2 separate regions of the Homo sapiens genome follow, and region 2 is linked to region 1. Evidence: read pairs that join two places in POLR2A ChIA-PET (ENCODE). Cell type or tissue: Caco-2. All regions are shown on one strand. Each heading gives the region's core, and the rest is flanking DNA. Links, peaks and the distances in the headings are about the cores only.

What was found. ChIA-PET counts read pairs that join two places held together with the same protein. Peaks named below come from ENCODE experiments on the same cell type or tissue, not always from the same donor. Only the 100,000 strongest peaks of a DNase experiment are listed, where the experiment ranks them.
Region 2: POLR2A ChIA-PET joins it to region 1 with 13 read pairs; 8 of 35 experiments call an interaction of 5 or more read pairs at or near these places.

The regions. Positions count from the first base shown.
Region 1 is chr16:29,891,769-29,906,793 of GRCh38, forward strand. It overlaps SEZ6L2 (seizure related 6 homolog like 2), which reads right to left and starts at 7,782. Exons shown (of 18, transcript NM_001243332.2): 1 at 7,173-7,782; 2 at 6,085-6,216; 3 at 5,054-5,353; 4 at 3,953-4,092; 5 at 3,491-3,692. The coding sequence starts at 7,251. It overlaps ASPHD1 (aspartate beta-hydroxylase domain containing 1), which reads left to right and starts at 8,720. Exons shown (of 3, transcript NM_181718.4): 1 at 8,720-10,152; 2 at 13,084-13,197; 3 at 14,020-14,288. The coding sequence starts at 9,204. The coding sequence ends at 14,129. KCTD13 (potassium channel tetramerization domain containing 13) reads right to left here. Exons shown (of 6, transcript NM_178863.5): 6 at 14,571-15,025. RefSeq lists enhancers at 7,680-7,974, 9,741-10,445 and a silencer at 8,338-8,767. In Caco-2, for the core only: a CTCF peak has its summit at 7,964; DNase peaks (open chromatin) are centred at 7,543, 7,853, 8,423 and 8,753; H3K4me3 peaks cover 3,107 bases.
Region 2 is chr16:30,037,354-30,052,378 of GRCh38, forward strand. It overlaps a transcript of TLCD3B not described here. Among named protein-coding and RNA genes, the nearest start is that of TLCD3B, 14 kb to the left of the region's middle. RefSeq lists a silencer at 11,292-11,492. In Caco-2, for the core only: no CTCF peak of the experiment used is centred there; no DNase peak of the experiment used is centred there.

The DNA of each region.
Region 1 (15,025 bases), core at 4,885-9,884:
CTACATGCCTTTGAGCAGGTGACTTCATCTCTAGGGGCCTCTCACCTATTAACGGCAATAATAATTCCTATCAGGGAAGATTGGCCTGAAAATTAAATAAAAGAAACACGCAAAGCACCTGGCACATAGAAGCTGCTGAGAAAACGTTAATCACCCACCCCTCAGCCTCAATTAATGAATGACTGGGAGCCAGGGACTCGGGGATCTGTTGTCTGGCTGCAATAAACGTGCAGATGGTTGAGCAATCTACATAACCTTTGAGTCTTTTCCTTCCTTTGAGAGATAGAACTGACAATGGCCACTCTCAGGGTTTCTGTGAGAAGCAAATGAAACTAAGGTTGGTGAAAGGGCTTTGTAATGGGAAAGTTTGCTGAACTTGGGGTGAGGGGTGAAGGAGACTTTGGCTTTTCAGAGAAACTAATGAGGCCACTCTGGACCAGAGGCCCCAGCTAGTGCAGGTTGGGAAGGGCTGAAACAGGGCCTTGGTCCCAAAGGTACCCAGTGCAGCTGCGAAGCAGGGAAGACTGAGCAATGAAGGCCAATTTGTGCAATAGTCCTGCTTCCCCAAATGTTCCACTTAGCCTAAGGAGTCCTATTTTCAGTGCCCTGGGGAAGTGGCTGCTTAAAGGAGCCAGTGGGGAGCCATATCTTCAGATTTCACAATATCTGAAATCCAGCACTTGGCCCAGGCCCTCCAGGAATGCTCTTGCTCCCCAATAACCAGGTCCCTACTGCCAAATACACGTCCCCCAGCTTGCTGGCCCCCGATGAATAGGCACCTTTGCTATGCACACATGAGCCCCTAAGGCAGGTCCTGAGCAGAGGCCTCAAAAGAGGCTGGAGAGGACATGAGAATAGGATTCAGGGTGTACCCTGCATGAGGCACACAAGGCATCTGCGGTCAGCAGAGCTTTCAAGGAGGGCAGAGTGCGTGACACCAGCCAAGGCCATGCGGTGATGTGAAGGGGGCATTGGCCCGACACACAGTTCTCTCTGTCTCCATGAAGCATAGGAAGACAGTGGGGTCTGGAACAGGGCACTGGCTGGGCCCCTTTCCTCATGCACACATGTCTGCTAGAACACACCCTTGTACTGTGGGAAGGTTCCCGCACACACAGGTAAGCATGGATGTACACACATGTGCAGGTCATCTGTCATAGGTCCTAACAAATGCAGTCGTGCGTGAATACAGCCCCCCTTTCCTGCCCCCAGAAGTCAGAAGGATCTTTAAATTGCAAATCTGAGGCTTTCACTTTCCTGCTTAAAACATTTCAGGCCAGGCACCATGGCTCACGCCTGTAATCTCAGCACTTTGGGAGGTCAAGGCAGGAGGATTTCCTGAGGTCGGGAGTTCGAGACCAGCCTGACCAACATGGAGAAACCCCGTCTCTACTAAAAATACAAAGTTAGCCGGGAGTGGTGGGGCATGCTTGTAATCCCAGCTACTCAGGAGGCTGAGGCAGGAGAATCGCTTGAACCCGGGAGGCAGAGGCTGCGGTGAGCCAAGATTGCGCCATTGCATTCCAGCCTGGCCAACAAGAGCAAAACTCCATCTCAAATAAATAAATAAATAAATAAATAAAATTCAAATTAGGAGGCCTGGCGTGGTGGCTCATGCCTGTAATCCCAGCACTTTGGGAGGCCAAGGCGGGTGGATCACTTGAGGTCAGGAGTTCGAGACCAGCCTGGCCAACATGGTGAAACCCCATCTCTACTAAAAATACAAAAATTAGCCAGGCGTAGTGGCAGGTGCCTGTAATCCCAGATACTGGGGAGGCTGAGACAGGAGAATCATCTGAAGCTAGGAGGCAGAGGTTGCAGTGAGCTGAGGTCATCACCACTGCACTCCAGCCTGGGCAACAAAGTGAGACTCTGTCTCAAAAAAAAAAAAAAAAAAATTCAAATATCTGCCTGTCACACCTGCAGGTTGAAGTAGTCTGGACTGCTTACTGAAGCAGATAAGGCTCTTTATGGTCTGAATCTGACCTGCCTCCCAGCCTGGTCTCTGGCCCATTTCCCCTTCACCCGCTTCTGTGCTTTGAAAGTAATAGCAGTGACTGACAGTTTTGAGCTCTCACTGTGTACCACACGCTGTTTGTGTTTTTGTTTGTTTGTTTTTGAGACAGAGTTTCACTTTTGTCACCTAGCCTGGAGTACAATGGCGCAATCTCAGCTCAATGCAACCTCCGCCTCCTGGGTTCAAACAATTCTCTTGCCTCAGCCTCCCAAGTAACTGGGATTACAGGTGCTTGCCACCATGCCTGGCTAATTTTTGTAATTTTAGTAGAGATGGGGTTTCACCATGTTGGCCAGGCAGGTCTTGAACTCCTGACCTCAGGTGATCCACCAGCCTTGGCCTCCCAAAGTGCTGAGATTATAGGCGTGAGCCACCACGCCAGGCCACACACTGTTTTAAACACTTGACATGTATTAATTCATTTGATCTTCCCCATAATACTAAGTATTGTGATCCCTATTTTTCAGATGAGATCATGAGGCACAGAAAAGTTAAGTAACTTGTCCCAGGTCACACAGCTAGGACAATTCTATCTTCCATGCTGAATTCCTTCACCTCATCTGGGGGTCACGTCTTCTCTCTCTGGGTCTTGGAGTGTGCTTTTTCATCCACTTAGCCATCTGCCTCCCTCCTTCTCTCCCTCCCTCCCACCCTTTCCCTGGCGAATTTATCCTTCAGGTCTCAGCTTAGTCATCATCTCCTCCAAGAAGATGTCCCCATATTCCTTGGGAGAAATTTAGGTCCCTTGGCTATGTGCTGCCCCCGCTGGTGTTTCTGCCATCATATTCCTTATCTCCTTGAATTATAACCATCCTGATTACTCATCTGTCTTCCTACCTAGATTCTGAGCTCGTTGAAGCCAGATTTACACCTGGTTTGTTCATTCCTCCTTCAAGGCTAACACAGGGCCTGGTATGAAGCAAGCACTTGATAAACATTTGTTGGATTCAATGGATGAATTGTCCCTCGGATGTGTGCACAGATCTGTGAGTGTGTGAGATAAGTATGCATGGGTCTCCTCTGAGGGCCCTGCCCCCCAGGGTCGCAGTCAGGAGGAAAAGCCCCCTTCGGCACCCTGTGCTTCGATGGTTCTTAAAGATGTCCCCTCTATAGGCCGGGCACAGTGGCTCTTGCCTGTAATCCCAGCACTTTGGGAGGCTGAGGCAGGTGGATCACAAAGTCAGGAGATCGAGACCATCCTGGCTAACGCGGTGAAATCCCATCTCTACTAAAAATACAAAAAATTAGCTGGGCATGGTGGCGGGCGTCTGTAGTCCCAGCTACTTGAGAGGCTGAGGCAGGAGAATGGCGTGAACCTGGGAGGCAGAGCTTGCAGTGAGCTGAGATCACGCCACTGACCTCCAGTCTGGGCGACAGAGCAAGACTCTGTCTCAAAAAAAAAAAAAAAAAAAAAGATGTCCAGTGTATGCAGTATGGCCCCTGCCCTTCCAGCAGCACCCTCAAACTCCTCACCCTGATAGTGGATCCTGAAGCCACCGCCCCTTGGGACCCGTGGGCTCTGGAAGTGCAGAAGCAGCCGGTTGGTTGGGCTCCGAAGGACTTGTCCTTCTCCAAGCATGGATGAGTTGGCCAGGAGTCGGGGGGCCAGGCCTGGGGATCCCCCACCAGCCAGCACCAGGAGCTCCTCTTCCTGTGACAGGTTCAGCGTCTGCACCTAGAGAAGCCAGACACAGACCCGCCAGGGCAAGTCAGCCAGGTGTTTGACTTCCAAAGCCCCTGTCCTGTGCCTTTGCCCTGTGTGTAGCAGCCCAAAAGGCACCACGCTGCTGCCCAAGTTGTAGAAATCTAGAAGAGTTTTTGAGGTCACCTGAGTCATCAGACAGGTTCTTTGGCTCCCAGGCCAAACCCGTGCACACCCACAGCCCAGAGGAAAAGGCTTGGAAGCTGCACAGTCACATGCTTTGGTCCAGTTACCTGGATCTCAATGCCGTAGCCAGGGTAGACATGGATGCTGTAAGTGCAGTCCAGGAGCCCCAGGGTGCGGCTGACGGGGCTCCCCAGATCTGGAGACTCCACATACCCTTCGCCCTCGGAGATGTTGTTATTACACAGAACTGAGGAGATACAAATGGCTGGGATGGAAGGAATGCCTGTGCTTTTGCCCTCCCAGCCAAGCAACTCTGGCCTTCATCTCCCTTCTCCTTAGCACTTCTCATCATCTTTTTGTTTTGTTTGAGACAGGGTCTCGCTCTGTCACCCAGGCTGGAGTGCAGTGGTGCAATCATGGCTCACTGCAGTCTCAAATTCCTGGGCTCAAGTGATCCTCCCTCCTCAGCCTCCCGAGTAGCTGGGCCCACAGGTGCACATCACCATGGTGAGACAATTTTTAAAACTTTTTGTAGAAATGGGGTCTTGCCACATTTCCCAGGCTGGACTCAAACTCCTGGCCTCAAGCGATCCTCCTGCCTTGGCCTCCCAAATCACTGGGATTACAGCTGTGCGCTGCTGTGCCCCCCTCACCATCTTTTATTTTTTTATTTTTATTTTTTTAAGATGGAGTTTTGCTCTTGTTGCCTAGGCTAGAGTGCAATGGCTGGATCTCAGCTCACCACAACCTCCACCTCCCGGGTTCAAGCAATTCTCCTGCCTCAGCCTTCTGAGTAGCTGGGATTACAGGCATGCGCCACCACGCCTGGCTAATTTTGTATTTTTAGTAGAGACAGGGTTTCTCCATGTTGCTCAGGCTGGTCTCGAACTCCCGACCTCAGGTGATCTGCCCGCCTGGCCTCCCAAAGTGCTGGGATTACAGGCTAGAGCCACCATGTCCATCACTATCTTTAAGCAATGCTCCCTCTCCCACCTGAGCCAGAACTCCCTTTCCCAACTGTTATATAGCTGAAACAATTGGAACACTGCCTGGTACATAGTAAGGGTACAGAAATGCTACCTTTGTTATTATTATTCTCCCATCTGTACCCAGGACTCCTTCCACAGTTCCCAGCAGCCTCTCTCCCATCCATCCCCAGCGTGTACCTCTCCGGTCCTCCCACCCCCATCCCCTTGCTGTCGCCTCACCTGGGCTGGTCACCGTAGTGGTAACAGTTGTCGTGGTGATGATGGTGGTCGTCGTCTCCTCCTCTCCTCCCTCAGGCCCAAGGGGAGGCCCTGGGGAGGCAGGGCTGGGTGGGGGTGGGGCTGTGGTTCCTGGGGGCGGGGTCAGCAGTTCTGGCGCAGTGGGGCCTGCCCCCCTGACCCCGTTAGGGGTGACGGCTGTTGTCAGAGGCCCTGTCCCCGGCTCAGTGGCCCGTGGCAGGGAGGGCACTGCGAGAGTCTGGCCGGCCGGAGGGGTGGCTAGCGTGGGGTCCCGATCAGATCCTGGGACAGTGCAGGGAATATCAGAGCACAGGAGGAGCACATGGAGGACCTTGGGTGGGGAGCAGGGCTGAGGGAAGCTAGGGGTTCCCCTGCCATACCACAAAAGCCTCCCGCACAAGGTACAGCACCCCCCACCTTTCCCTTCCCCACCCCAGCCCCTACCTCCTCCCAAGGCTTCCACAGCCTGAGTCCCCCCTCTTTCTCTTCTGGTCCCTTCTCTCCACCCAGCCCCTTCCACCCTGATACTCCTCTCCCTGAGCCTCTCTCTCTGCCTCCTCACTCAGATCACGTTCTCTCTCTGGTTATCTCCTCTCTCCTCTGTCTCATTCTCTCTCGAACTCTTTATTTCCCCATTTCCCTGTTTAGTATTCTGATTGCACTCTGATTTCATGATTCGAGATCCACTAGTTTTTGTGTTTCATTCTCTCTGTCTCTGTCTTCCACCATTTCTCTGAGTCTGGTTCTCTGAATTTCCATCTCTGTTTCTATGTGTCTGTTTTTCTGTCTGACTGTCACCTAATCATTCTGTCTCTGTCTCTCTGGTTCTGTCTGTGCCCAGGTTTGACTTTCTCTGACAGTCTCGTTCTGTGTTCCCTGAATCTCACAGGAATGCAGGCTCTTTCCTCTGCAGTCTCTCTCTGCCTGCTCTTCTCTAGCCTGGCTCCCCATCTCCCTGAGCCCATATCCCTCCCTCTGCCTCTAGGCCACTCCTGCCACTCTGGGGGCCTCACCTGGCAGGTAGCCCATCTCTGGGCCCCTCCTCAGCAGGGCCCCATGAAGCAGTTCAGCCAGGGCCTCAGAGGCCACCGTGGGGGTCTCACTTCCAGGCTCTGGCAATATCTCCTCCTCCTTCAGGGGCAGACCTAGGAGGTGAAGTTGTGTGAGCTTCTCCACTTCCCCACACCCCTTCCTTCTCCAGAGAGATATTTTCTAGAACTCTTCCTCCCTCCTCCATCAGCTGGGCCTGCAGGGGCTCAGATGGTCCCAGGCTCGACTGAGGGCCAAGATCGGAGGAGGGGCTCCCAGCTGCCCTCATACTCCCACTCCCACACCTCTTCTCTCCCCTCCCCTCTCCCTTCTCCCTGGGCTGTGTGGGCCTTCATTGAACACCTTAGCTCTTATGGACCCTGGACAGCGCCAGCAAGGCAGAGGGGTCGCCGGTGCTGCCTTCCCTTTCACCTCAGTGGTGATCTCCCCCCAACCCTGGGGCTCTGCAGAGGATCTGGCCGCACCTCCCAGCCCTTGCTTCCGCAGTGCCTGGCTTTCTCTCTGGGTTTCTGTCTCTGCAGTGTGGCTGTCTTTTCTCTCTCTCTCTCTCTCTCTCTCCCCCCCACCCTCTCTCTCTCTGGTCCTCTGCAGTCTCTGCCTCCTTCCCTGGAGTCTGGCTGGGGGTCAGAGTGGGGGACTGAAAATCTGGTCTTTGAGCCCTGCCTCTGCTCATCTGTCTTTGTCCATTCATCCAAGAACAGTTGTGTGTACAGCGCCTGGCATCTCTCTCAGCACCTCCATCTCCCACCCAGGTCCCTCCATGCTTCTGCCGCCTCCGCAGACATCCCCCCAACTTTCCCAGCCCTCCTTCTTGGATCTAGCCCCTGAGACACTGCTAAAAGCTTCTCTCATTCATTTCTCTGCCTTCTCAATATTGAGGGTTAAGGGGCTTCGGGTTCAAGCCTGAAAGCTCTGGCTTGCCCCTTCCCCATCAGCTGTGCCTCTCCCCTCCCCCATGTGCTCGGAAGACCCAGGATATTAAGAGAAAGGAGGGTGGAGGACCCCGCTGGACGCCTTCCTGGGGCCCACCCCCACAGTCTCATGTCCTTACCCTGGATCCAGGGACAGCTCAGCAGAATTAGGAACAGCAGCTGGGGAGGCGGCGGGTGCTGGGCCCTGGGAGTCCCCATGGCGACTCACCCCGATCTCTCTCCTCTGTGCCTCTCTAAGTAATCTGGCTGCCACCTTTCCTCCGTCTCCGTTTATCTTTCCCTTTAATTGTTTTTTTTTTTTTTTTTTTTTTCCTCGTAGGAGTCAGCAAAGAAAGACAATTTCTCTGCCCCTTGGGATGGAGGGGCAGAATTGGGCTAGGGGTCGCCTGGAGCCCACCCCCCTTTGCTCAGTCTCCTCTGTCCTCTTCTCGCGGCTCTGTGGTGGAGGGGGCGCGGCTCCGGCTGCAGGGGGTGGGGCCGAGAGGGCCGAAGGGGCCGGGTGGCCTGGGTTACCCTCCTGCTCAGGCGCCTGGGTCCACTGGGCTGTCTGGACCCCAAGCTAGGGGACTGGGGAGGAGAAAGACAGCTTCTGGGGGTTTAGGGTGGGGTCGAGGATCGAGGGGGTCTCCACTGGGCTCTAGCGGGGCTTGTCGGGGAGGGGAAGGGGTGGGTTGGGGAACTGGGAGAGCCGAAGCTCGGGCACTGGAGCTGCGGGAGGGAGAAGCTGAGAAAGGTATCGAGCCCACGTCAGATCCTGGGGACGGGCGGAGGGAGGGGCCTGGGATTTATTTGACGGGGAGGGAGGAGGAGGAAGTGCAGATGGAGGAGGGAGGGATCATACGAGCCAGGGCCGTAATCCTCACTCCCGCGGCCCCTAGGGGAGGCAAAGGAAACTCTCTGGTCCCAGCAGTAATTAGCCCCCTCCGCCTGCCATTCCAGCACATCTGGAATCTGAATCTCCTCTTCCCAGGGTGCCGAGGGGCTGCATAGCTTGGTTCGCGCCTGCTAGGCCCCCAATTATGCCCCCTGTTCACATTCAGACCTCCCAAGGGGCTTCCCTTCCCCTTTTACAGTAGCTCGGGTGGAATGGGCTCTCCCTCCTCCAGGGGAATAGAGAGCTTCCACGATTGTGACAAGTCTCGTGGGTGACGGGCCGGGGTTTGGGGAGGAGAGACAGACCCCTCCTCTTCCATAAACCCTGACCCCGGCCAGCTAACAGGCGGCCTCGGCTCTGATTTTCCCTCCGGAGCGCCCTTTTCAGCACCAGCGGCGCGCGGACAGCTCCCCTCGCCCCGCCGGGGCGGGCCCGGCCCGACGCCGCCCGCGATTGGCTGAGGCCGCTTTCGGTGTTTGCCAGGCTCGCGGGCTCCCGGGCTGCCTAGGGCCAGCGGGAGTCACAGGCCGACCGACCGACGGACCAGCCGCCCGACGGACTGGCCTCAGCATCCTTGCCCGCAGTCCCGGGCGCCTGCCCAGCCGTCAGTCCGCGCTCGCCCCGCCCCTCAGGCCCCGCCCCTCAGGCCCCGCCCGATACGACCCGCCCCTTCTTTCGCATTGCGGGACGGCTGGAGGCTGGCACCGTGGCCCCTGCGCCCCACGTGGCGCCCTTTCCGGGCGGGGGGGGTGGGGAGGCACCTCCAGCGACAACTCTCCCCCCTCCCCCGGCACCCGGCTGATTTGCTGTGCCACTGGGAGGGTTCGGGGGTGGCTGAGCTGAGAGGGCTCCGGGAAGGAGTGACGTCAGGGTGAGTGGGAGCCCAGGAAGGAGCGAGTAGGAGAGAGGGAGCGAGAGCCAGGCAGGACCGCAGGGTCGGGGCTAGTGAGGAGCGAGGGCAAGGAGAGAGCAGTGAGGCCGGAGAGAAAGAAGCTGCCGCGGAGGAAGACAGGCTGCGGGTTCCCGGGACTGCAGGTCCAGGCAGGGTAGGAACCGCTGCCCAGGGGAGCTAGGAGGAAGCGGGGAGAGAGAGCGAGCGAAAAGCGGGGGTGGGGAGGAAAGGGGGAGATTGAGGTGGGAGAGAGAAGCAGAGCGAGAGAGAGGAGGCTGCTGGAAGGAGAAAGAAGAGGGTGAGGAGGCGACAGAGGGAGAGGAGGAAGAAGAGGTAGAAGGAGAGAGAAAGGGGAGAGAAAGGAGAGAGGAGGGTTGGAGGTGCATGAAGGAGGGGAGAGGGAGCTTCAGCGTGGAGAGAGGACCGCGGAAGGAGAGAGAGACAGCCCAGAGTGGAATGTGGAAGGGAAACAGTCCAGCGGGGAGCCAGGGGGCAGCCATGGAAGGGACAGGTGGGGAGCTGGGGGGACAGGGGAACTGGGGTCCGGAGGACGCCCCAGGCCTCTTGGCCAGGGCCTCCCTGATCATGCTCCCGTGGCCACTACCCCTGGCCTCCTCGGCCCTCACCTTGCTCTTCGGGGCCCTCACTTCCCTGTTCCTCTGGTACTGCTACCGCCTGGGCTCCCAAGACATGCAGGCCCTAGGGGCTGGGAGCCGAGCTGGGGGTGTTCGTGGTGGGCCTGTGGGATGCTCGGAGGCCGGCGGGCCAAGCCCAGGGGGTCCTGGGGATCCCGGGGAAGGACCTAGGACGGAAGGCCTAGTGAGCCGGCGGCTTCGGGCCTACGCAAGGCGCTACTCCTGGGCTGGGATGGGTAGAGTGAGGCGGGCAGCTCAGGGTGGCCCAGGCCCTGGGAGAGGGCCAGGGGTCCTAGGTATTCAGCGCCCAGGCCTGCTTTTCCTACCAGACCTGCCTTCAGCCCCCTTTGTGCCGCGGGACGCCCAGCGGCACGACGTGGAGCTCCTGGAGAGCAGCTTCCCTGCCATTTTGCGGGACTTCGGGGCTGTGAGCTGGGACTTCTCAGGGACTACCCCTCCGCCTCGGGGCTGGTCCCCACCTCTGGCCCCCGGGTGCTACCAGCTCCTGCTGTACCAAGCAGGCCGGTGCCAACCCAGCAACTGCCGCCGGTGCCCGGGGGCCTATCGGGCACTGAGGGGGCTTCGAAGCTTTATGAGTGCCAACACCTTCGGCAATGCCGGCTTTTCCGTTCTCCTGCCTGGGGCCCGGCTCGAGGGCCGCTGTGGGCCCACCAATGCCCGGGTCAGATGCCATCTGGGTAAGTAGCTGCCGCCTACTGACAACCTCCTTGCCTCGATGATTTCCCCCCCAGACCCTTCTCTCCGCCAGAGCCGTCTGCTGTCTGGTTCTCATTGTGCCTCTCTTCTTCCATGGCTCCCTGTTGCCACCCACAGCAGCATTTCCTCAGCCTCGGTTATCTGCACACCACCTTCATAAGCTTTGCCGTGGTCATTCCCATCTGTACTGCGTTTCTTCACCTTGGCTCTCCCCCCGACCTTTTGTTCTACGTATTTAAAAGAAATATTTATAGCACTATCAGTATTACTTGCCCTAAATAGTACTCATAAAAAGCCTGGACAACACAGTGAGACCTTGTCTCTACAAATAATAAAACAATTAGCCGGGCGCGGTGGCCCATGCCTATGGTCCCAGCTACTGGAGAGGGTGAGGTGGGAGGTTCACTGGAGCTCAGCAGTTTGAGGCTGCAGTGAGCTGAGATTGTGCTACTGCACTCCAGCCTGGGTGACAAGAAAGTACTCATAAACACAAGCTGAAATTTAAAAAAGAAAGCTTTCAACAGTCTAGAACATTCTAGTTAAGTGCTCTAGTCTCTCTGATCCTGAAGCCTACACTTTTTTCTTTTTTGAGGAGTCTCGCTCTGTCGCCCAGGCGAGAGTGCAGTGGCACGATCTTGGCTCACTGCAAGCTCCACCTCCCGGGTTCATACCATTCTCCTGCCTCAGCCTCCCGAGTATCTGGGACTACAGGCACCTGCCACTACACCTGGCTAATTTTTTTTTATTTTGTATTTTTAGTGAAGACAGGGTTTCACCATGTTAGCCAGGATGGTCTCCATCTCCTGACCTCGTGATCAATCCGCCTCGGCCTCCCAAAGTGCTGGGATTACAGGCATGAGCCACCGTGCCTAGCCCTACACCTTCTTTTTTAAAAGGGTTGGTGGGGTGTCAAAGTTACAGTAGCACCAAACTGAGATTTTTTCTTTTTCTTTTTTTTTTTTTTTTGAGACAGGGTCTCACTCTGTCACCCAGGCTGGAGTGCAGTGGCACAAACATGGCTCACTACAGCCTTAACCTCCTGAGATCAAAGGATCCTCTCACCTCAGCCTCCTGAGTAGCTGGGACCACAGGTGCCCACCACCATGCTTGGCTGATTTTTTAAAAATTTACGTAGGCCAGGCGCGGTGGCTCACGCCTGTAATCCCAGCACTTTGGGAGGCTGAGGCAGGCGGATCACCTGAGGCTGGGAGTTCGAGACCAGCTGACCAACATGGAGAAATCCTGTCTCTACTAAAATTACAGAAAATTAGCTGGGTGTGGTGTCGCATGCCTGTAATCCCAGCTACTCGGGAGGCCGAGGCAGGAGAATCACTTGAACTCGGGAGGCGGAGGTTGCAGTGAGCCGAGATCACAACATTGCACTCCAGCCTGGGCAACAAGAGCGAAACTTCATCTCAAAAACAAGAAAAAAAAATTGTGTAAAGACAGGCTGGACCTGAACTCCTGAACTCAAGTGATCCTCCTGCCTTGGCCTCCCAAAGTGCTGAGATTACAGGCGTGAGCCACCGCACCTGGCACTTTTTGATGTCTTAAAGACTGGAAGAAAATGGAAAAGGAAATAATTTTCTGTTATTCCATGCCATGACCTTGTTTTGCCCCCAATCATCTCCTGTGCTGCCAGCTGGATGTGTCCTACACTTCAGGGCACACTAGCCTCAGGATCAGTTCCCAATCCTTCCTCTCTTCCCTCTCTCTGTGCTCTAAATCATGAAAACCTTCTGGCCAATCCTGACAGATGCCACATGTGCTGTTCTTTTCAACCTAGAATCCCCTTCCCCCGTACCACCTCCTGAAAAACTCCTACTCAGCCTTCAGTACTCAAGTTTTCAAGTGCCACACTTCCTCTGGGTTGGCTTCCTGTTCCCCCATCAGTTGAGTTGGCTGCTCACTTTCCTCACAGCACTCAGCCATGTGGTCCTTGGGCCAGGAACGTCTTTAATCTTATACCTCTCAGTGAGACAGCGCCTATCACACAGTAAGCTCTTGAGTCAAACTGTCGAAAGCCCAGGAGGAAAAGCCATTTCCTCCAGGAAGCCTTCTCTTTTCTCGAAATGAGAGGTTGCTGCCAGGTGCCGTGGCTCATCCCTGAAATACCAGCACTTTGGGAGGCCAAAGCAGGAGGATTGCTTGAGGCCAGGAGTTCAAGACCAGCACTGTCTGTATAAGAATAAAATAAAATAAAATAAAATAAAATAACGGGTCTGGCCAGGTGCAGTGGCTCACACCTGTAATCCCAGCATTTTGGGAGGCTGAGGTAGGCAGATCACTTGAGCTCAGGGGTTCGAGACCAGCCTGGCCAACATGGCGAAACCCCATCTCTACTAAAAATACAAAAATTAGCCAGGCGTGGTGGCAGGCAGCTGTAATCCTAGCTACTCGGGAGGCTGAGGCAGGAGAATTGCTTGAACCTGGGAGGCGGAGGTTGCAGTGAGCCAAGATCATGCCACTGCACTCCAACCTGGCGACAGAGCAAGACTACATCTCAAAAAAAAAAACAAAACAAAAAATTAACCCTGCATTGTAGCACATGCCTGTAATCCCAGCAGCTACTCAGGAGGCTGAGACACGAGAATCACTTGAACCTGGGAAGCAGAGTGAGCTGAGATCACACCACTCCACTCCAGCCTGGGTGAGAGAGTGAGACTTTGTCTCAAAAAAAAAAAAAAAAAAAAGATGGGTCACACTACCCACAGCAGCGTTTCCCTAATCTCCTAGCACTTCCCTCCTCCAGGACTGTATTGTAATTATACTGTGGCCACTTTCTGGAAAGAAAGGAGGATGACCACAAAACCTGGCATTTAAGACACTTAGAGCTAGTTGCTAATTGACTGGCCAGGATGGGCCCCTGGGATGGAGGCAGGAGTGCTGGATGCCCGCGTCTCTTCTTACAGGCCTAAAGATCCCTCCTGGCTGTGAGCTGGTGGTCGGCGGTGAGCCCCAGTGCTGGGCTGAGGGGCACTGTCTACTGGTGGACGACTCTTTTCTACACACAGTGGCTCACAATGGTAACGGGGTGCCCATTCTGCAGGGGGGATGAGGGACTCAGGAGCAAAGGAGCGTTGACTAGAAGGCAGCAGAATCAGGCCCAACGGACTTCCTGTCCTACCACCACCATCTTCCAGCTGCATGACCTTGAACAAGCCGCATAACTTCTCCAATGCCCTAGGACCACCACCTTCTTCATCAAGTAACTGCAAGGATTAAATGAGATAATATTACGTACACAGAAAAGCGGTTACCAGCACAGGACTCTGGGTTCCTGTCCTACCTCTTGCACTTGGGCAAAGGACTTAACCTCCTTATGCCTCTGTTGCTTTGTATAAAATAGGGATAATTATGGTAATACCACAGTTTGTTTTGATGATTAAGAGTTGATACATATCGGCCGGGCATGGTGGCTCACGCCTGTAATCCCAGCACTTTGGGAGGCTGAGGTGGGCGGATCACCTGAGGCCAGGAGTTCGAGACCAGCCTGGCCAACATGGTGAAACCCCGTCTCTATTAAACATACAAAGAAATTACCCAGGTGTGGTGATGAGCACCTGAAATCCCAGCTACTAGGGAGACTGAGGCAGGAGAATTGCTTGAACCTGGGAGGCCAAGGTTGCAGTGAGCCGAAATTGCGCCACTGCACTCCAGCCTGGTGACAGAGCAAGACTCCATCTCAGGAAAAAAAAAAAAAAAAAAAAAAAAGATTTGATACATTTAAAGGGTTAGAACAAGGCCTGCCACTTATTTACTGTTTGCTTTTATGGTGTTTGGTGAGTGCTCTGGTGTGCAAGTACCTAATGTCAGTGGCTCTGCTGTTCCTGTCCCATGTGCCCTAGGCTCCCCCGAAGATGGGCCTCGAGTGGTCTTCATCGTGGACCTCTGGCACCCCAACGTGGCAGGGGCTGAGCGCCAGGCCCTCGACTTTGTCTTCGCCCCAGACCCTTGAAGGAAGGTGCTCCCTTCACACACCCAGGCTGGAGAGACACTGCGCTCAGGGACGGCTTGATGGTAGCCAGGACCTCCTCTCTACTGCGGGGGTGGGCGGGGGCGGAGGATGGGAACTGGCTAGTGAGCACTGAAATATAAATTCTGAATCCTCTCCTAACTCCCGACTACTTCCTTCGCAGGGAGAGGCTGGGGCAGGGCCTTATGTCTTCTCCTAGTACAACCAAACAGGTACCTCCTTTTTTTTCTTTCTTTTTTTTTTTTTTTTGTAGAGTCAGGGTCTTGCTTTGTTGCCCAGGCTGGTCTTGAACTCCTGGGCTCAAGTGATCCTTCTGCCTCAACCTCCTGAGTAGTTGGGATTACACGTGTGAGCCACCACGCCCGGCCAGATACCTCCTAACACAGGCATCTCCCCGTCCCTCTCCCCAGGAGCCAGCACCAGTTTCTCAACTTAACTTTATTTCAATAATTTAATAGAAAATTAAAATAATAAATAATATGAAACAGACTGATAACGCTGAGCTGGGCAGGCCCAGGCCAGTCTAGTACAAAGTTAAGGAGGTAGGGAGGATGGTGGGGAGGAGGGGGCGGACTACCCTGCAGGACGCGGGAGGCTGCTCAGACTGTGGTGATGTCAGGAAGGGCCGCACACTTTGGCATGGACGATGCACTAAAAAAAGAGAAAGGGAATTCTAAATCCCTCTTAACCAGCTGGAGAGGGAAGGACGCAGGGCCAGGGTGGGGACAAGTGTTGGCTTCGGAAGGCTCTGAGTGGTGGGGCCGGAATGTACCATGTTGTTAGCAATGGGGTTGGGATGGGTGGAGAAGGGCCAAAGTGAGCTGTGCCATGCAATGAAGGGACAGAGGAGGACCCACGACTTGGCCAGCAGAGCCGGG
Region 2 (15,025 bases), core at 5,391-10,390, 150 kb after region 1:
AACACGGTGAAACCCTGTCTCTATTAAAAATACAAAAAATTTAGCCAGGCGCGTTGGCGGGCGCCTGTAGTCCCAGCTACTCCGGAGGCTGAGGCAGGAGAATGGCGTGAACCTGGGAGGCGGAGCTTGCAGTGAGCCGAGATGGCACCACTGCACTCCAGCCTGGGCGACAGAGCGAGACTGTGTTTCAAAAAAAAAAAAAAAAAGAAGAAGAAGAAGAATAAAATAGTCCAGTGCAATGACATATACCTGTGGTCCCAGGTACTTGGAAGGATGAGGCGAAAGAATGGAAAGAATTGCTTGATCCCAGGAGTTCAAGGCTGTAGTGAGCTATGATCATACCACTGCACTCCATCCTGGGCAACAGAGTAAGACCCTGCCCCCCCAAAAAAGTAGTCCTAAGTAATTATTGATTTAAAAGGCGGTGTAGGATAAAAGGTAAAGAAGGCCATTTCTACTGTGGGTGTACATGGACTTCAAATTCAGAGTCCACAGATAATCAAAGAAACATTTCACTTCCCTATTGCTGAAATAAAGAAACAAATAAAGAAACACACTGTATGGCTCTGTTTACATCAAATTCAGAAAAGCAAAACATCTATCATGAAAAATCTGAACAGCGTTTAACTTGGGGAAGGTATTGACTGGGAGGAGACCCCAGGGAACCTTCTGAAGTGTTGGAAATGGCCTTATATTGATCACCAGTGTATACATATGTAAACATTCTCGAGGCATCCTCTTAAAATGTGTGCCCCTTAAGTGAAGCTGCAGTTTTTAAAATTCTAAATTTAGGCTCTTCCTTTCTCTGAATGATGGTGGGCAAAGCCTTTATGGGCCTCAATTTCTTCATCTGTGAGGTTGGGTTAATAATTAGTGTCACATCATTAAATGCTGCTTAGACTACAGGTCAGACATTGATCTGCATTCTCTGACTCTAAAAGAAAAAAAAAAGGCCAAGTGTGGTGGTGCACACCTGTAGTACCAGCACTTTGGGAGGCCAAGGCAAGAGGATCACTTGAGGACAGGAGGTTGAGGCTGCAGTGAGCTTTGATCACGAGACTGCACTCCAGCCTTGGGCCACAGAGTGCGACTCCGTCTCTAAAAAAATCAATTAAGGGCTGGGCGCAGTGGCTCACGCCTGTAATCCCAGCACTTTGGGAGGCCAAGGCGGGCAGATCACAAGGTCAGGAGTTCAAGACCAGCCTGACCAACATGGTGAAACCCCATCTCTACTAAAAATACAAAAATTAGCTGGGCATGGTGGCATGTGCCTGTAATCCCAGCTACTTGGGAGGCTGAGGCAGGAGAATCGCTTGAACCTGGGAGGCGGAGGTTGCAGTGAGCTGAGAAGCCGAGATCACGCCACTGCACTTCAGCCTGGGCGACAGAGCGAGACTCTGTCTCAAAAAAAAAAAAATTTAATTAAAAATATCAAGTCATTTATCCAAAGCAACCTTGTGGGTAGGGATTATTACTGCACCTCTGTTTTACAGATCAGAAAACAGAGGCACAGAGAGGTTTGGTAACTTGTCCAAGGTTAAACAGTCAGGAAGTGAATAAAAATTTTTTAAAATCATATTTTCTGAATTTATTTGTCCCTATAATGTTAGGCAGATATAGAAAACATAAACTTATTTTCCTAAGGAACTGAAAGGCTTTTTTAAAAAGGAGGGAAAAAACACCACTGAATACAATTTAGACATCCTCATTCATATTTTCAGAACTTATCCTTCTCCTCCTCCTTCCTCTCTTTTTTTTTTTTTTTTTTTTTTTTTTTTTTAGATGGAGGTTCGCTCTTGTTATCCAGGTATCCAGGCTGGAGCGCAATAGCGCAATCTCAGCTTACCGCAAACGTCGCCTCCCAGATTCAAGCGATTCTCCTGCCTTAGCCTCCCGAGTAGCTGGGATTACAGCCATGCGCCACCACGCCTGGCTAATTTTGTATTTTTAGTAGATATGGGGTTTCTCCCTGTTGGTCAGGCTGGTCTCGAACTCCTGATCTCAGGTGGTCTGCTCACCTCAGCCTCCCAAAGTGCTGGGATTACAGGTGTGAGCCACTGCGCCCGGCTTCTTCCTCATATTCTTTTGAGACAGGGTCTCACTCTGTTGTCCAGACTGGAATGCAATGGCATGATCCTACCTCATTGCAGACTCAAACTTCTGGACTCAAGCAATCCTCCTTAGCCTCTGCCTCAGCCTCCAGAGTAGCTGGGACTACAGGTGTGCACACAACACTCAGCTAATTTTTGTATTTAAAAAAAAATTTTTAGCTATGTTCTATGGAAAGGAATCTTTGTACTTTTTATAGAGATGGGGTCTTGCTATGTTGCTCAGGCTGGTCTTGAACTCCTGGCCTCAAGCAATCCCCTTGCCTTGGCCTCCTAAAGTGCTGGGATTACAGGCATGAGCCACCATGCTCGGCCAGTGTTTGCTTCTTTAGCTACTTTATTTTCTTCCCTCTGGATGGGACTCTGAAAATTAAAAGTTAAACCAAGAGCGGCCAGGCATGGTGGCTCACGCCTGTGATCCCAGCACTTTGGGAGGCAGAAGGGGGTGGATCACCTGAGGTCAGGAGTTCGAGACCAGCCTGGCCAACATGGCGAAACCCCATCCCTACTGAAAATACAAAAATTAGCCAGGTATGGTGGTGCACATCCGTAATCTCAATCACTCAGGAGGCTGAGGCAGGAGAATTGCTTGAACCCAGGAGGCGGAGGTTGCAGTGATCCGAGATGGTGCCACTGCACTCCAATCTGGGCAACACAGCAAGACTTTGTCTCAAAAAAAAAAAAAAATATATATATATATATATATATATGAAAAGATCCTGAGCTGGGGTCTGAAACCAGGCAGCCTGCCCTGCTATTTGCCCAGCTCCTGCATAGCTCATTGTGAGGACTAAATCATGCCAATGCATAGAAACTACAATACTTCACACGGTAGCCAGTAGCCAGTTACTGTCATTCTGAGCACCCACTGTATGCCAGGCACCAGGCTGAAATACTTTATATACATGTTCCCGTTTAATCATCTATGCCACCTTACAAATAACTTCCTCATTTTACTGCTGAGAAATCTGAGTCTCAGAAAAGTTGAATGACATGCTTCAGACCATACAGTACATGACAAAATCGGTAAATGTGACCGCTGCCTTCCAAGTCTGGAGAAAAGGAGGCGAAGAGAGGGGAAGGCATGAGGGGAGGAGAGAAGGTGGGAGAGGGAAAAAGGGGAAGAGAAGGGATGAGAGTAGGAGAGGCAGAAGGAGTGAGGAGGAGTAGCACCCCTCTGCAGTTATTTTCTTTTTCTTTTTTTTTAAATTTGAGACAGAGTCTCACTCTGTCACCCAGGCTGGAGTGCAGTGACACAATCACAGCTCACTGCAGCCTCCACCTCCCGGGCTCAAGTGATCCTTCCACCTCAGCCTCCTGAGTAGCTGGGATGACAGGCGTGCACCACCACACCTGGCTAATCTGGGGAGGTTTTTTTTTCTAGAGATGGGATCTTGCTATGTTGCCCAGGCTGGTCTTCAACTCCTGGGCTCAAGCGATCCTCCTGCTTCAGCCTCCCAGAATTCTGGGATTACAGGCGTGAGCCACTGAGTGTGACCAGGGATGGTCATTTTCCTCTGCACCTGTGCTTACCCTAGACAAGAAAATGTGGAAGGGAGGAAAGTTTACAGGCCATGAGCTGGTTAGAGTCAGGCCCGAGTCTCACTGGAATCTGGACTCTCTCCTACATTTCTTCCTTTCCTTGTCGATTTCTTCTTGTTGAGAGCAAAACAGTCCAAGGCTGCACAGGCTTGTCTGAGAGAGAAAATATGAGAGGAGAAAATTGTGGTTTTGAGCAATGGCTTTAAATTTTTTTAATAGTGACCCACAAGAGATATCTTTTATTTTATTTCTTTATGTATTTATTTTTTGTTTGTTTGTTTTGTTTTTTTGAGACAGAGTCCCACTCTGTTGTCCAGGCTGGAGTGCAGTGGCACAATCTCAGCTCACTACAACCTCCACCTCCTGCGTAAATGATTCTCCTACCTCAGCCTCCCAAGTAGCTGGGATTACAGGTGCATGCTACCACGCCTGGCTAATTTTTGTATTCTTAGTAGAGACACCATATTGGCCAGGCTGGTCTGAACTCCTGACCTCAAGTGAGCTGCCCGCCTTGGCCTACCAAAGTGTTGGGATTACACACGCCTGTAATTTTTGTAAAATACAAAAAATTAGCTGGGCATGGTGGTGGGTGCCTGTAGTCCCAGCTACTTGGGAGGCTGAGGCAGGAGAATGGCATGAACCTGGGAGACAGAGCTTGCAGTGAGCCGAGATCACGCCACTGCACTCCAGCTTGGGCCACAGAGTGGGACTCTGTCTCAAAAAAAAAAAAAAAAAAGTGTTGGGATTACAGAGGTGAGCCATGGCGCCCAGCCGAGATATCTTTTATTTTGTGACTGCAGTTCATGCACCCACACGTTGAATGGAAAACCTTTGCACAACACATTCTGACTTACTATATGCAGTGCCCTGTGGAATTTTCTAGACCATTTTTCCACCAAATATTGATCATGACCCATTAAGCCAATTTCACTGCCCACTAGTGGCTAAACAAGCCAAGCGGGAAAAATCTTGGTTTGGAGAGCAGTGTTTCTCAATTTTTCTTTCATTATTGTTCCCCTAAGGAGCCCTTTTTACACTTTTTTTTCTAATCGCTGCCTATCACGAAAGTTTAATAACACAGATATATTTATGTCTATTTACATATATCTTTTCCATATTAAAAAGAGTAAGTTTTTTGCCCCCTTGGGGGCGATATTATACCAGTTGAGAAGGCATCATTGTCCTAATGCTCATTTTCTGAGCCGCCTTTATTTATTTATTTACTTATTTATTTTATTTTATTTTATTTTTTTCAGATGGAGTTTTACTCTTTTGCACAGGCTGGAGTGCAGTGGCACGATCTTGTCTCACTGCAATCTGCCCCCGCTGGGTTCAAGCGATTCTCCTGCCTCAGTCTCCCAAGGCGCCCACCACCACACCCAGCTAATTTTTGTATTTTTAGTAGAGACGGGGTTTCACCATGTTGGCCAGGCTGGTCTCAAACTCCTGACCTCAAGTGATCCACCCGCTTTGGCCTCCCAAAGTGTTGGGATTACAGGCATGAGCCACCGTGCCCTGCCTCTGATCCGCCTTTATACACATCAATCCCAACATCCAATGAGATAGGATTAGTTCCATTTTGCAAGTGATTAAGTGGAAGCTGAGAGGTTATATTAATTATTGAAGATTGAAATGGCTGGCAATTAGACTGGGAATCCAGAAACTTACCAATATCCTAACTCAGCCTCTAGCTTCTCCAAACCTTTGTTTCCCCACAAAAAAAAACCTCAGTTATGGTCAGTTATGGGTGTTTTTTGTTGTTGTTATTGTTGTTGTTGTTTTTCTCTATTTGACCTAATAAGAGCAAACATTAGGCCAGGCACAGTGGCTCACACCTGTAATCGCAATGCTTTGGGAGGCCGAGGTGGGTGGATCATGAGGTCAGGAGTTTGAGACCAGCCTGACCAACATGGTGAAAGCCCATTTCTACTAAAAATACAAAAAAAATTAGCCAGGCGTGGTGGCACACGCCTGTAATCCCAGCTACTCAGGAAGCTGAGGCAGGAGAATTGCTTGAAACTGAAAGGCAGAGGCTGCAGTGAGCCGAGATCAGACCACTGCACTCCAGCCTGGTGACAGAGTAAAACTCCGTCTCCAAAAGAAAAAAAAAGCAAACATTTATAGAGCATTTACTAGACATCCGGCAGCAATCTAAGCCCTTTATATATATTAACTAACATAATATCCACAATAATCTTAAGACAGACATACTGGGGTTTTTGTTTTGTTTTGATTTTTGAGACGGGGTCTCTCATTTTGTCTCCCTTGATGAAGTACACTGGTACGATTAGCTCACTGTAACCTCAAATTCCTGTGCTCAGGGGATCCTCCTGCCTCAGCCTCCCAAGTGGCTGGGACTACAGGCTCTCAGGCTCATCACTACCAGCTTATTTTTTAAGTTTTTCCTACAGATGGGGGTCTCGATTTGTTGCCCAGGTTGGTCTCAAACTCCTGGCCTCAAGCATTCTCCTACCTTGGCCTCCCGAAGTGCTGGGATTATAGGCACAAATCACGTGTCAGGTGAGACATACTCTCAGTCACTGTTCGGATGAGGAAATTGAGGCACAGAGAGGTTGTGTGGCTTGCTCAAGGTCATGCAGGTAGAAAGTGGCACAAGCGGGGATTTGAACCAAGTAATCTGATTTTCAGAGCACAGGTTGTGCGTTTTGTTTTGTTTTTCACCATGTATTATTTTTTGAGATGGGGTTCTCACTCTGTTGCCCAGGCTGGAATGCAGTGGTGCCATCTCAGCTTCCTGCAACCTCCATTTGCCAGGCTCAAGTGATCCTCCTGCCTCAGCCTCCTGAGTAGCTGGGACCATAGGCAAGCCACCACCATGCACGGCTAATTTTTTGTATTTTTGGTAGAGACAGGGTTTCGCCATGTTGCTCATGCTGGTCTCAAACTCCTGAGCTCCAGCAATACGCCCGATCCTCCTGCCTCGGCCTCACAAAGTGCTGGGATTATAGGTGTGAACCACCATGGTTAGCATGAGCTAACCATGTCCTTTTTTTTTTTTTTTTAACTCTGTCTCCCAAGCTAAAGTGCAGTGGTGCGATCTCAGCTCACTGCAACCTCCGCCTCCCAGGTTCAAGCGATTCTCCTGCCTCAGCCTCTGGAGTAGCTGGGATTACAAGTGTGTGCCATCACACTTGGCTAATTTTTGTATTTTTAGTAGAGATGGGGTTTCACCATGTTGCCCAGGCTGGTCTCAAACTCCCGACTTCAAGTGATCTGCCTGCCTCACACCTCCCAGAGTGCTGGGATTACAGGCATGAGCCACAGTGCTAAACTAACCATGTACTTTATTTTCTTTCATTTGAGATGAAGTTTCGCTCTTGTTGCCCAGGCTGGAGGGCAATGGTGCGATCTCGGCTCACTGCAACCTCCGCCTCCTGGGTTTAAGCTATTCTCCTGCCTCAGCCTCCCGAGTAGCTGGGATTACAGGTGCCTGCCACCACACTCGGCTAATTGTTTGTATTTTTTTTAGTAGAGACAGGGTTTCAACCTGTTGCCCAGGCTGGTCTCAAACTCCTGACCTCAGGCGATCTGCCTGCCTTGGCCTCCCAATGTGCTGGGATTACAGAAGTAAGCCACTGTGGCTACCATGTACTTTAAAAGGAAACTTTTTATCACTCTGGAAAATAGAAAACCAGTACCACCTGTGATAAACAGAAGGTAACAAAAAATATACAAAATGAAAACACATTTTATAACATTCTAGCTAGATACTATGGGCAGCTGCTCATTCTGAACTGGAGGCTGGCTCTCTCCTTGTTCAAAAAAGAAAGATCAGGCCGGGCGCAGTGGCTCAAGCCTGTAATCCCAGCACTTTGGAGGCCGGCGGGCGGCGGGGGGGTGCGGATTAACTAAGGTCAAGGGTTCGAGACCAGCCCCTGGCCAATATGGTGTAACCCCATCTCTACTAAAAATATAAAAATTAGCCGGGCGTGGTGGCATGCACCTGTAATCCCAGCTAGTCAGGAGGTTGAGGCAGAAGAATTGCTTGAACCCAGGAGGTGGAGATTTCAGTGAGCCAAGATCGTGTCACTGTACTCCAGCCTGGGCGACAAAGCAAGACTCCATCTCAAAAAAAAAAAAAAAAAAAAAAAAAAAGAACAAAAAGATAAGCACAGAGAGAAAGGTGTTAAAGGGTTTCTGGCAGCAAATTGAGAGTTTCTCCTGCAGTAATCAGAAGCGTTGAAAGGGAATTGGAAAGAGAAAGAGAGTAGCTTGTTCAGGGTGTGTGTGTGGTGTGTGTGTGATGTGTGTGGTGTGTGTGTGGTGGGGTGTGTGTGGGGTGGGTGTATGGGGTGTGTGTGTGGTGTTTGTGTGTGTTTGTGTGTGTGGTGTGTGTGTGTGTGGTTTGTGTGTGTGGTGTGCGTGGGTATGGTGTGTGTGGTGTGTGGTGTGTTTGTGTAGTGTGTGTGGTGTGTGTGTGGTGCATGTGTGGTGTGTGTGTATTTGTGTGTGTGGTATGTGTGTTTGTGTGGTGTGTATGGTGTGTGTGTGTGGTGTGTGTGGTATGTGTGGTGTGTGTGTGTGGTGTATGTGGTGTGTGTGTGGTGTATGTGGTATGTGTGTGGTGAGTGGTGTGTGTGTTTGTGTGGTGTGTGTGTGTATTTGTGTGTGGTATGTGTGTTTATGTGGTGTGTGTATGGTGTGTGTGTTGATGTGTTTGGTGTGTGTTTGTGTGTGTGTGTGTTGTGTGTGTTTGTGTGTGTGGTGTGTGTTTGTGTGTGTGTGTGTCTTCTTGCTGACATACCACCTAAAATAAACCCAAGATGGGATGCACCACATACTCTGAACCCTTGTCGGGTGGTCAATGGGTGTTCAGGACATCCCAGCAGAGGAAGGGAGACACACCAGCCTGTCCTGGCCTGGGTGTGCAGCCAGAAAGCATGGGGCCAGGCTGGGCAACACAGTGAGACCTCCTCTCTACAAAAAGTCAAAAAAATTAGCTGGGCGTGGTGCTGTGTGCCTGTAGTCCCAGCTACTTAGGAGGCTGAGGTGAGAGGATCGCTTGAGCTAGGGAGGTGGAGGCCACAGTGAGCCATGATCGCGCCACTGCACTCCAACCTGGGTGACAGAGGGAGACCCTGTCTCAAAAACAAAACAAAAACAAACAAAACATAGAGCATTAGGCAGTCCACCACGTGTGGAGGGGCAGTGCAGGGCAGGGGTATAGGAGGGCCCATCCAAGCCTCTGTGACTTTGGCCACCATCTTTCCTTCCCCTAGCCTGTCTCCCCAGGTGAGTTTCACCCCCAGGCAGTCCTTAGAGACCCGCCACCCAATTTACCCTTGGCCTTGAGTTTACCGTTCTCTGTTCTTCCAGGTTCTGCCGCCCACAGGCTGTTTCACTCATCCTCTCCACCGGGTGCCCTGCGGAGGTGTGCAAGTGTGATATCATCAAAGGCTGTGAATAAGTAAACAATAAGTGGCCAGAAGTGGCCTGTTTCCCACATGATACCCAGGGAAGGGTCCGATTCCCCCCGCCTGGGCTCTGGGGCAAGTCCTGGCTGGCGTGCCAGAGCATTTATTATTTAGTATTTTTACTTACCTGTCCCAGGTTAGGGACTGTCCCAAGCAATGCCAGTCCCACCCTCTATCTGCACACCAGAAAAAGCTGAGGGCACAGCAGGTGATTGGAGTCAGACAGCTAAGGGTCCAATCCCTTTCTTCTCACATAGACTGGCTGTGTGACCTTGGCCAAATTTCACAACCTCTCTGAGCCTCCACTGAGCACACACCAAGTCCCATTGCCAGGCCTAAGTCCTGCTTCTGCCAGTCACTAGCCTGGCATCCTTGTGCAAGGGATTCAACTCCTCTGAGCCTTGGGCTCCTCATCAATGAAACAGCAGCACCTCTACCTGGGGCTGCTGGGGTGATTAAATGAGATCTGTGTAAAGCACAGTTGCTATACACATACGCATTGTGATATTCATTAATAGTCATTCAAAATGTATATATTTAGAGATGAGATCTCGATCTGTCGTCCAGGCTGGAGTGCAGTGGCATGATCATGGCTCCCTGTAGCCTTGAACTCCTGGGCTCAACTGATCCTCCCTCTTCAGCCTCCTAAGTAGCTAGAATTACAGGCATGAGCCACCATGCCCTGCCTGTTGTGTCATCTGTCTGTCTGTCTGTCTGTCTGTCTGTCTGTCTATCTATCTATCTATCTATCTATCTAGCGCAATCTCGGCTCATTGCAACCTCTGCCCCCAGCGGTCAAGCAATCTTCCCACCTCAGCCTCCTGAGTAGCTGGGGCTACAAGCATGTGCCACCGTGCCTGGCTAATTTTTGCTTTTTGGTTTTGGGTTTTTTTCTTTTTTTGAGATGGAGTCTTCCTCTGTCACCCAGGCTGGAGTCCAGTGGTGCAATCTCAGCTCACTGCAACCTCTGCCTCCCAGGTTCAAGCAATTCTCCTGCCTCAGCTTCCTGAGTATCTGGGATTACAGGCACGTGCCGCCATGCTCGGCTAATTTTTGTATTTTTAGTAGAGACAGGGTTTTACCATGTTGGCCAGGCTGGTCACGAACTCCTGACCTCAAGTGATCCGCCTGCCTCGGCCTCCCGCAGTGCTGGGATTACAGGTGAGAGCCACCACACCCAGCCTAATTTTTGTATTTTTTGTAGAGACTGGGTATTCATCATGTTGGCCAGGCTGGTCTCAAACTCCTGACCTCAGGTGATCCACCCGCCTCAGCCTCCCAAAATGCAGGGATTACAGGTGTGAGCCACTGTACGTGGCCTATAATTTTTTTTTTTTTTGAGATAGTGTCTCACTCTGTTGCCCATGCTGGAGTGGAGTGGTGTAATCATAGCTCACTGTAGTCTCAAACTCCTGGGCTCAGCCCTGGCGTGGTGGCTCACGCCTGTAATCCCAGCCCTTTGGGAGGCCAAGGCGGGTGAATTACCTGAGGTCAGAAGTTCAAGACCAGCCTGGTCAACATGGTGAAACCCTGTCTCTACTAAATATACAAAAATTAGCTGGGCGTGGTGGCGGGTGCCTGTAATCCCAGCTACTTAGGAGACTGAGGCAGAAGAATCGCTTGAACCCAGAAGGCAGAGGTTGCAGTGAGTCAAGATCGCACAACTGCACTCCAGCCTGGGCAACAAGAGTGAAACTTCGCCTCCAAAAGAAAAAAAAAAAACCACCACCAACAACAACAAACAAAAAAACTCCTGGGCTCAAGAGATTCTTCCACCTCAGCTTCCCAAGTAGTTGGACCATAAATACACATGAAAATTAGAAAACATGCATGTCTAATTTTTCTTTTTTTTTTGTAGAGATGGAGTTCACTATGTTTCTGAGGCTGGTCTTGAACTCCTGGGCTCAACCGATCCTTTCACCTCAGCTTCCCAAAGTGCTGGGGGATTGCAGGCATGAACCACTGCACCTGGCTATATATTTTAATGAGCCTTCATTCTATGCCATGTGCCTTGCATACATTTTCTCAAATAATCACAGAAAGCCCTGCCAGTCCCTGAGGGTTATCCCCACTTTCCACATGAGTACAACTGAGGCTCAGTGAGGTCAATTGACTTGTCCAGGGTTGCACAGATATACTGTGGCAGAACTAGAATTCAAATCCAGATCTTTCCTGGTTCTAAAGGCTTTTTTTTTTTCTCGCCCAGGCTGGAGTTCAGTGACATGATCTCAACTCACTGCAACCTCTGCCCTCTGCCTCCCCAGTTCAAGTGATTCTCCTGCCTCAGCCTCCCGAGTAGCTGAGATTACAGGCATGCACCACCACGCCCAGCTATTTTTTTTTCTTTTTGGGGGCGGAGTCTCTGTCTGTCACCCAGGCTGGAGTGCAGTGGTGCGATCTTGGCTCACTGCAACCTTCACCTCATGGGTTCCAGCAATTCTCCTGTCTCAGCCTCCCAAGTAGCTTGGATTATAGGCACCTGCCACCATGCCCAGCTAATTTTTGTATTTTTAGTAGAGATGGGGTTTTGCCATGCTAGCCAAGCTGATCTCAAACTCCTGACCTCAGGTGGTCCGCCTGCCTTGGCCTCCCAAAGTGCTGGGATTACAGGCGTGAGCCACTGCACTGGCCTAAAGGTTTTTTTCGTTTTGTTTCCAACTGGGCCATTATTATTTCCAACCTATAAGATGGAAGTAATTGTTTCTGCCACTCGTGCCTCCTGTAAGGATTAAGTAAGATAAAGTCTGTGGAGAGGCCTCTGTTGACACCAGCTCTAGCTCAGCACTGCTTCTTTATTCCCCCAGGGTAATTACCTAAACACAAGCCTTTCATTTTATACTAAGGAGGCTGGTGAACCTCTTCTTAATCTCTGGGAGATGATATCGTTGGATGTCCATTGGAGGCAGCTGAAAGTATTAGATCAGAATCAGAACTGCCAGGTCCCTTCCCACGTCCAAGCCTGCTGAAGCTTCTTTCATCTTCTGGGAACTCTGCATCTCTGATCTCCCACCCACCCCACGATTATTGGAAGTATACAATCCTGTCTGCCCTTTCCTAGGGGAAGTGCGGAACTACATATGATACATCTGACATCTCCAGCTTCCAACTTCGGGAGAGGAGACTTTGCGGTTAGCTGGCTATTGTGAAGTCAGTTTTTCTCTGCCCCCAGCAAATGTTGTGATGTGGATAGAAGTGGGGCCTCGGCACAGCCAGGCGCAGTAGCTCACATCTGTAACCCAGCACTTTGGGAGGCCGACGTGGACAAATCACAAGGTCAGGAGTTTAAGACTAGCCTGGCCAACATGGTGAAACCCTGTCTCTACTAAAAATACAAAAATTAGCCGGGCATGGTGGCATGCGTCTGTAATCCCAGCTATTTGGGAGGCTGAGATAGGAGAATCACTCAACTTGGGAGGCAGAGGTTGCAGTGCGCTGAGATCGCACCACTGCACTCTAGCGTGGGCAACAGAGCAAGACTCCATCTCAAAAAAAAAAAAAAAGAGAAAGAAAAGAAATGGGGCCTTGGCAAAGTGGGGTGCATACATCATCCCTTGTCTTGGCTTGCCTGGCAACACACAAGCCTGGGGCACTGCCCGTGCTCCTGCATAATGTATGAGCCCATGGTAGGAACAAAACACCAGCACCAGCGAGTCTGGGCACTGCAGGCCACGGACGTGTCCAGGGGCCTTGCCAAGGCTGAAGTCTCTCTGTTGGCAGAATATGCAGAATATGTGTTCCTGGAGGCCTTTTGTAGGGCTGAGGTGAGAACTGGCCTCAACTTGGTCCTCAGGATTCCATCAGACAATAAGACCGCCCAAGGCCGGGCACAGTGGTTCACGCTTGTAATCCCAGCAATTCGAGAGGCTGAGGCAGGAGGATCGCCTGAGCCCAGGAGTTCAAAAACAGCCTGAGCAATACAGTGAGACCCCGTCTATACAAAAAATTTTAAAAATTAGCTGGGTGTCGTAGCATGCACCTGTAGTCTCAGCTACTTGGGAGACTGAGGTGGAAGGATCCCTTGAGCCAGGAGGTCGAGGCTGTTGTGGTGAGCCATGATTGTGCCATTGCACTCCAGCCTGGGCTACCGAGTGAGACTCTGTCTCAAAAAAAACAAAAACAAAAACAAAAACCGGAAGACAGCCTAAGAAGACAATCTTCTTTAGGATCAATAATGGTGACATTAGCAACAGCTAGACTTCTGTTTTCTGGGCTTGAAACGCCCTCTGAGAGGGCCAGGGGTGGCCAAGAGGGTGGCTGAGACCACCTCAGTATGGTTGACAGTGGGAGGGAAGATTTGGATCCAGGGACACAGCCCCTGGCAGTTTCCGTGGCTGCCTCATGGTGTAGGAAACCCCAGGAGCAGCAGCTGTGGTGAGGTATGTTGGGGTGGAGAACATGGACAAAAATAGGTATATGGTGGCATTGTTTTTAGGGGAAAATGCCAGGATTCAGCCATCGTTTAGGAAGTCGGAGGCCTCCATAGAGAGGGGTGCTTGTGTGAGCGTGCATGTGTGGGTGTGTGCAAGTGTCTGTGTGTGTGTGATCTAAAAAGGTTAGGAATGAAACGGGGAGGTCTGAGTGCCTTGAAAGCCAAGGAAATTAGGACGTGTGGAAAACAATGCTTCATTCGTGGATGGTGTTTGGTTTCAATTCATTCATAGAATCAGTGAGTATTGGCTGAGTGCAGTGGCTCTGGCCTGTAATACCAGCAACCTGGGAGGCCGAGGTGGGAGGATCATTTGAGGCAGGAGTTGGAGACTAGCCTGGCCAACATAGTGAGACCCCATGTCTACTTTATTAAAAGAAAAAAACAGGCCAGGCGCAGTGGCTCACACCTGTAATCCCAGCACTTTGGGAGGCCAAGGCGGGCAGAACACCTAAGGTCGGGAGTTCGAGACCAGCCTGACCAACATGGACAAACCCCGTCTCTACTAAAAATACAAAATTAGCTGGGCATGGTGGCACTTCCAGCTACTCTGGAAGCTGAGGCAGGAGAATTGCTTGAATCCAGGGCGGAGGTTGCAGTGAGCTGAGATCACACCATTGCACTCCAGCCTGGGCGACAAGAGCAAAACTCCGTTTCAAAAAAAAAAAAAAAAAAGAAAAGAAAAGAAAAAAGAAAGAAAGAAAGAAAAAGAATCAGTGAGTATTCACCAAGGCTCCCAGGGCTAGGCCAAGTACTAGAGCTCAGGATACGGAGATGACTCAGACCAGGCCCCAGACACTTGCAGTCTAATTGTGGAGCCAGACATGGAAGTGAGGAATTCAAGTATCTTGTGAGAAGTGCGAGAACAACAGTATCTGTAGGATGCTGTGGGAATTCACAGTCCAAAGCAGCCACCTCTGCCTGAGGTTGGCAGGGAGACCTCACAGAGGCAAAACTGAGGACGTGCTTGAGGGATGAGGAAGAGGTTTGAGGGGAAGACAGAGGGTGTTCCAGGCAGAGGGATCAGCAACTGCAAAGCTGTGGAAATGTGAGACCCTACACACTGGTTCAGGAAGCTTCAGCAGATCCTACTGAAGGTGGCTTATGCCTGTAATCCCAGCTACCTGGGAGGCTGAGGCTGGAGGACTGCTTGAGCCCAGGAGTTCAAGACCAGCCTTAACAACATAGCAAGACCACATCTCTAAAAATTCAGAAAAAAAGGCTGGGCACAGTGGCTCATGCCAGTAATCCTAGCACTTTGGGAGGCCAAGGCGGGCGGGATTGCCTGAGGTTAGGAGTTCGAGACCAGCCTGGCCAACATGGTGAAACCCCGTCTCTACTAAAAATACAAAAATTAGGTGTGCGTGGTGGCAGTCGCCTGTAATCTCAGCTACTCGGGAGGCTGAGGCGGGAGAATCGCTTGAACCCAGGAGACATAGGTTGTAGTGAGCCAAGATCACACCATTGCACTCCAGCCTGGGAGATGAGCGAAAATCTGTCTCCAAAAAATAAAT